Linked DNA regions of Mus musculus: region 2 is linked to region 1. The links are chromatin loops, found by intact Hi-C in ENCODE. Cell type or tissue: left cerebral cortex. All regions are shown on one strand. Links, peaks and the distances in the headings refer to the core of each region. The heading gives the core; the rest is flanking DNA.

What was found. Hi-C counts contacts between places; a loop is a spot of excess contacts. Peaks named below come from ENCODE experiments on the same cell type or tissue, not always from the same donor. Only the 100,000 strongest peaks of a DNase experiment are listed, where the experiment ranks them.
Region 2: it touches region 1 in a loop (2.0-fold over the local background); 3 of 42 quality-filtered maps call a loop at or near these places.

What each region holds. Positions count from the first base shown.
Region 1 is chr7:6,827,801-6,830,721 of GRCm38, forward strand. All of the region lies in intron 2 of Usp29 (ubiquitin specific peptidase 29), which reads left to right. Among named protein-coding and RNA genes, the nearest start is that of Mir3099, 26 kb to the left of the region's middle. In left cerebral cortex, for the core only: no CTCF peak of the experiment used is centred there; a DNase peak (open chromatin) is centred at 1,575.
Region 2 is chr7:6,889,757-6,892,677 of GRCm38, forward strand. The region is part of intron 2 of Usp29 (ubiquitin specific peptidase 29); the gene reads left to right. Among named protein-coding and RNA genes, the nearest start is that of Zim3, 85 kb to the right of the region's middle. In left cerebral cortex, for the core only: no CTCF peak of the experiment used is centred there; a DNase peak (open chromatin) is centred at 1,643.

The DNA of each region.
Region 1 (2,921 bases), core at 259-2,758:
CCAACTGCTTTCTGTAATGACTGAGGAGCTGCGGGTTGATCTCCTACCCAGCAACACAGGAGAATATGGTTGGGCATATTGCTAGCTGTTGGGAGATTTCTTTCCCTGGGGAGATACGAGCTCCATCTACTCCCTCCTGGTGAGGCCACATGTCAAGCCAAACTAAGATTCCACCAAAGTTCCTCAGGCTCACCTACAGAATGTGGGCAACCCCAAAGCAGCCACACTGGAAAGCTCCCACTCAGCCGATCAGATGATTTCCCTGTAACCACATACATAGACACCCTACCTAACTAATTTTCCCCAAGGTATATATACTCAATGAGGCTACATGTAGTTAGGGCAGAACTGCACACTAAAATCTGGCAGGAGTGGCTGGAGTGTCCTGGGAGGATCCAATGACTCTCTCAGCATCATCTTTCTCTAAGGAAAGGAGACAACAGTTCACAGGCCTATTTGTGACATCTGTTGCTGATAGAAACAGTTGATCTGACAAAGATGGCAGCTATTTTGCTCAGAGGGTAGAACCTAGGAAAGATAAAAATTAAAAGCTTGAAGCACAATTTCTACTCTGATTCCATTTTGTACCTTTGCAAAGTTGTTTTGTTTTAAATAATGTAAATAGGCTATTTATTATAAGTTGAGAGCCATGTATATATTTACAGTTGACCACAATATTGCAGACTAAAGACCAAGAATTGTAGGTGTCCATAGAAATAGTTCTCAGGCCATCAACAGACAGACTAGGGACAGACTCTGGCAGCCAACTTCTTGCTCAGCTCTTGGCACCTTTGGGTGGAATTGTCTTATTCCTTTAAGTGTGTCCATCTTTGTATTGTTGCTTTGATTTTCTGTAACAAAGCAAGCCACAAAAAAGCCTGGATTGATGCAGCTGTACCTGGGTCAAATGGTGATGCATGCTAGGTGTGGTTGCCCATGCTTGTCATCATAGCCTTCTTTGGGCTGAGGCAGGAAGATTGTGAGTTCAAGGTCAGCTTTGGATATACAGTGAGACCCTATCTAAAAGTAAAGGAGAGGTTGACAACATTTACCCATCCTGTAAAGGGGAGAAACATCTCACAGGACTCCATCTGTCGACTGGAGCTATTTCTTTGTTTATTAGTTTGTTTGTAATAATGTCTAACATAGCCCAGACTAGCCTTGAACTTCTATGTAACTGATAATGACCTTAAATTCCTATTCTCCTGCCTCCACGCCCCGTGTGATAAGATTGCACATGTGCGTAATCACATTCAGTTTATGTGATACTGTGGGATCAAACCTAGGGCCTCCTGCATGCTAGGCAAGCATTCTACCAGCTCTCTGCATCCCCACTCCTTCTTTCAACAAATCTTTATTATGCATCAAAAGTATATTTTCCTGGCATTTGAAAGACCACATTTTCCAAGCCCTCCATTCCCTCCCCTGCACCTCCTAACATCCAAAATCTCTCCAATATATCAGAGCCTGGAAAATTCTAGTCCAGAGGCTTCCTCTGTCGTCCCTCCCTTTCCCCTGGACCAGCTTCTGTCTCCATAGCAACAGCCTGAGCCTTTTCAGCTCCCTGGACCAGGTAATTGTTCTGAGAGAGAGAGAGAAAGAAAATCAGAGCAGCTACGTGGGTGTAGAGAAGGTTCCAACCTGCAACTAAAGCCCAGGCCTGTGTGAAATGTCTTAAGACTCTTCATGGACATCTTTGAATGACAGCTTTGCAAGAGATCCCCCATAGATCCTCCCTAGGACTAACTGAGTCTAACTAGATCCCACAAGAATACATGCAGCTCCTATGTGTGACATCAACTGCTCCCCATCTTCCTTACCCAGAGAGCAGGCATTTAATGCTCAACTGGGAAGACGTGTTGCTTCAGCCTTCATCATGTGCACTTAGACATATTTCAATACTCTTGGACAGTCTGTGCCCCTGTCTCCCCAGTGATGCCCCTCATCCATGCTGGGAATTCATGTTGTATTTCCAAACCCATCTCCTTGTTGGGCTCTGTCTCTCTGCATGCCAAGCCTTTGAGTTTTCCTCACACAGGATCCAGACAGGGCATATGTAAAGAAATACTTATAAGAATCTCCACAGATTCCCATTTCTTTTTCCAGATAGCTTCCTGTTTTGTTTTGTTTTTGTTTTGAGGTAAGGTCTCATGTAGTCCAGGCTGAACTCAAACTTGTAAGTGGCAGAGGCTAAACTTGAACTTCCTCATTTGCCTGCTTATACCTCCTGAGCACTGAGATTACCCATATGTGCCACCATGTCTAGTTTCCATGGTGCTGGGGCTTGAACCCAAAGCTGTATGTATGCTGACAAGCACTCCACCAACTGAGCTACATCTTCAGCCCTTGAAACGTAACAGTTTTTCTTTTTCAATTTTACTCTTAACTGTGTGTATGTGTAGGTCTGTGTGCACGAGTATGTGTGTGCGTAAGTGTTCATGGCTTCGGAGTTCAGAGACATTGGATCCCCTAGGAGCTGCAGATATATGGTTATGAGCTGCCTGAGAGTCAAATGTAGGTCCTCTGCAACAGTAGTATGCACTTAAAAGATATTTATTTTTATTTTATGTGTATAAGTGCTTTTGTCTGCATGAATGTCTGTGGACATGTATTCAGTACCCCCAGGAAACCAGAAAAAGGTATCAGATCCTGCCTCCAGGTTCCAGCCCTGCTTGAATTTCTGTGCTGAGTTCCTCCAATGATGGAAGTGTAAGCCAAGTAAGCTCTTTCCTCCCCAACTTGCTTTTTGGTCATGGTGTTCCATTGTAGCAATAGAAACCCTAAGACAAAGTGATACCAGCATAGTGTAGTATTGCTGCGACAGACCTGACTGTTTTGAGGAGGATTGTGGAAGGACTCTGGAACTCTGGGCTAGAAGAATCATTGAGTGTTGAGACCTCAGTGGGATGTTCTGTAGGGGC
Region 2 (2,921 bases), core at 120-2,619, 62 kb after region 1:
TTAAAAAAAAAAAAAAAACAAACCAAAAAAACAAAACAAAACAAAAAACCCCCCAAAAAACAACAACAACAACAACAAAAACAAAAAACAAACAACAAAAAAAACCAAAACCTGATAGTAGAAAACATGCGATTTTCCTGCATGTCTACCTTTTCAGACTCCGAAGCACCGTTACTAGCTAGCCCTCATGAGGTTGGGTATGGTTCCATTGGTCGATTGTTGTTTAGCATACATAAGAGCCTGGGTTCGGGTCCCTGCACTGGTATGAACTGAGTGTGTTGGTACATGCTTCTCCATACCAGCACTTGGGGTCTTAGGGTAGAAGGATCAGAAGTTCAAGGTCCCCCTCAGTTAAACTCTAGTGTCTCCATGCACAGAACACTAGCTCCTCACAGCCTTTCTTCTGGCCTCCATTTCTCTCCTCAGAACTCCACCACTGGTCAGATGGCCAATGGTGTCAGAGACTACACAGAAATAGAAAAAATATCCCCTCCAACAAGTGGCCTCTGATAGATTCACTCATGCCCCTCTTTGCCATAAATTTGGATATCTGGGAAATAGCTGGCGGTTCCTTTTTGAAAAGGTTTTCTTTGCAAATCCACTTTACATATGTTTCCAGTGGTTCATGATGAGGTGGCACTTGAGAGAGACAGGAGGATCTGTGAGTCTGAGGACATGCCTAGCTGCATAGTCTTGTTGTACCTCAGAGTACTGGGATTTCTGGTGTGTATGGCCATGCCCTGTTTATACAGTGCTGGGAGTCTCAGGCATTTTCACATCTGGCACTGAGGCTGTAAGCACATGCTATGTTGCCTGACTCTTTTTTTTTTTTTAATGTGAGTTCTTGGGGGGGGGGCGATGTCAAACTCAGGTCCTTGTGACTGTACGTCAAGTACTTCACTGAGCTATCTCTTCAGCCCAGAAAGCTTTATTTTCAATGAGAATTTGAAGAAACCTCTTACAACGTTATGAGTTGATTGGGTTGCCTTAATATCCATATATGGGAGAGCTACAGCATCCCCTTACTCAGAATGTGACTGTTTGGGGAAAATAAGACTGATGCAGATGTAATTAAGTTAAGACGGAGCATTGTTGAATACAACTGATGTCCTTATACAAATGGCCAATCTGGGAGTGGCGGCTCACACTAGTAATCCCAGCACCTGGGCAGTGGAGGTAGGAGGTTTAGAAGTTCAATGCCATCCCAAGCTACATAATTAGTTTAAGGATAGCCTGAACTATGTGGGAACCTTTCTGAAAATAACATAATTAAAAGTGGGGCTGGGGGTGGAATTTAGACCCAGACAGGATTTAGACACAGAACTTAGACACACAGAAGAAAAGAGGACACAAAGAGACACCCTCCTGCAAGAGGGGCAGAGAGATCTCAGAAAGAAGCTAATGCTGACCCTGGAAATCAGCAACCCTAAGCAAGCTAACTGTCAGGCCTGTGCCTTTTCATACATCTGCAAAGACTCCAATTAGGAATAAAGAAATAAACAAAAGCTATTCAGAACTAAAAGTATAATAGAGCAATGGTCTACCCCCTTTCCTAAGCTGACACTCTCCTATTCTAGCTGCCAGATTTCCTGGGTGGCTCCAACCTGTTGTGAGGAGAAGGAAAGGGAAGCCACTTCAGGTTGTTACCATGGAAACTGCACGAGTGTGGGAGGAAGGACCAGAGAAAGAAAAACACAGAAACCCACCATGTCCAAGCTCTAAGATACTCCTGGGCTTGATGGTCTCAAACCTCATCTAGTACATGGTAGATGTTCAATAAATATTTATGGGGCAAATTAACGACATTGTGCAGTGTTTGTTTAACGGTTCCCAAAACATAAAATCATGTTACCTGGGGTTATAGGTTTTCCTGAGTGCTAGAATTAGGCTCTACTTATACAATGCATGAAAATCGTTTATAAAAATCTTGTTTCAAGGCTTCGTTAAGAATGTGTGTGAGTGTGTGTGTGTGTATGTGTGTGTGCATGCACTCATGTTCACGAACACATGCTTGAGCATGCTAAAGCATACATGTGGAAGACAGGACAGCTTGCTGAAGTCAGCCCTCTCCCTCTACCATGAAGATCCTGGGTTTCATACTCATGTGATCATGGGAGCACGTGTGTTACCAGCTGAGCCATCTTGGCAGCCTACGCTCTGCCTTTGCACATGGGTTCTGGGATCTAAAGCCCAGTCTTCACAATTAAATAATAAGCAGTTTTTCTCTAAGTCGCATCCGCAGCTCTTTGGTTTTGTTAAGATGGGGTCTCTCGCTGGCATTGAACTGACCGACTAGACTAGACTGCCTGGACAGTGGTCCTCAAGGATGCCTCGGATTCTACCTCCCAGTGCTAAAATCCTACGAGTATACTACCACATTCAGCTTCTTTTACAACATGGGTTCTGAGGATTGAACATGTTATTGACTGCACTATCACCAAGATCATTTATTAACACACACACACACACACACACACACACACACACATACACACACACACACAAGCCTGTTGTTCCATAACTCAAAAGGCTCAGGGAGGAAGATCGTGAGTTTGAAGCAATTCTGGGCTAATTGTTTCAGGTCAGCATGGGCTGCACATAGTGAGACCCTCTATCAGTGTTCTTCCTTTTGTTGAACATTTGTTATCAAAATGAGGCCAAGTGACACACACTTGTGATCTGAGCACTCCAAAGGTAGAGGCAAGAGGATCACAAGTTGAAAGCTATATATCGAATATAAGATTGCTCTAGACTATGTGAGATCCTGGAGTTTGTTTGTTTGTTTTAACAGAAACTAAAAAGCCCCAAACTGCAAACTATGCAGCCACTGACATTGCTGGAGACCCTAGCCAACAAATCTCTCTGCTTCCATTTAACTCTGTTCACCGATTTTACTTTGGCTATGTTCCTGTCAGTGTCTG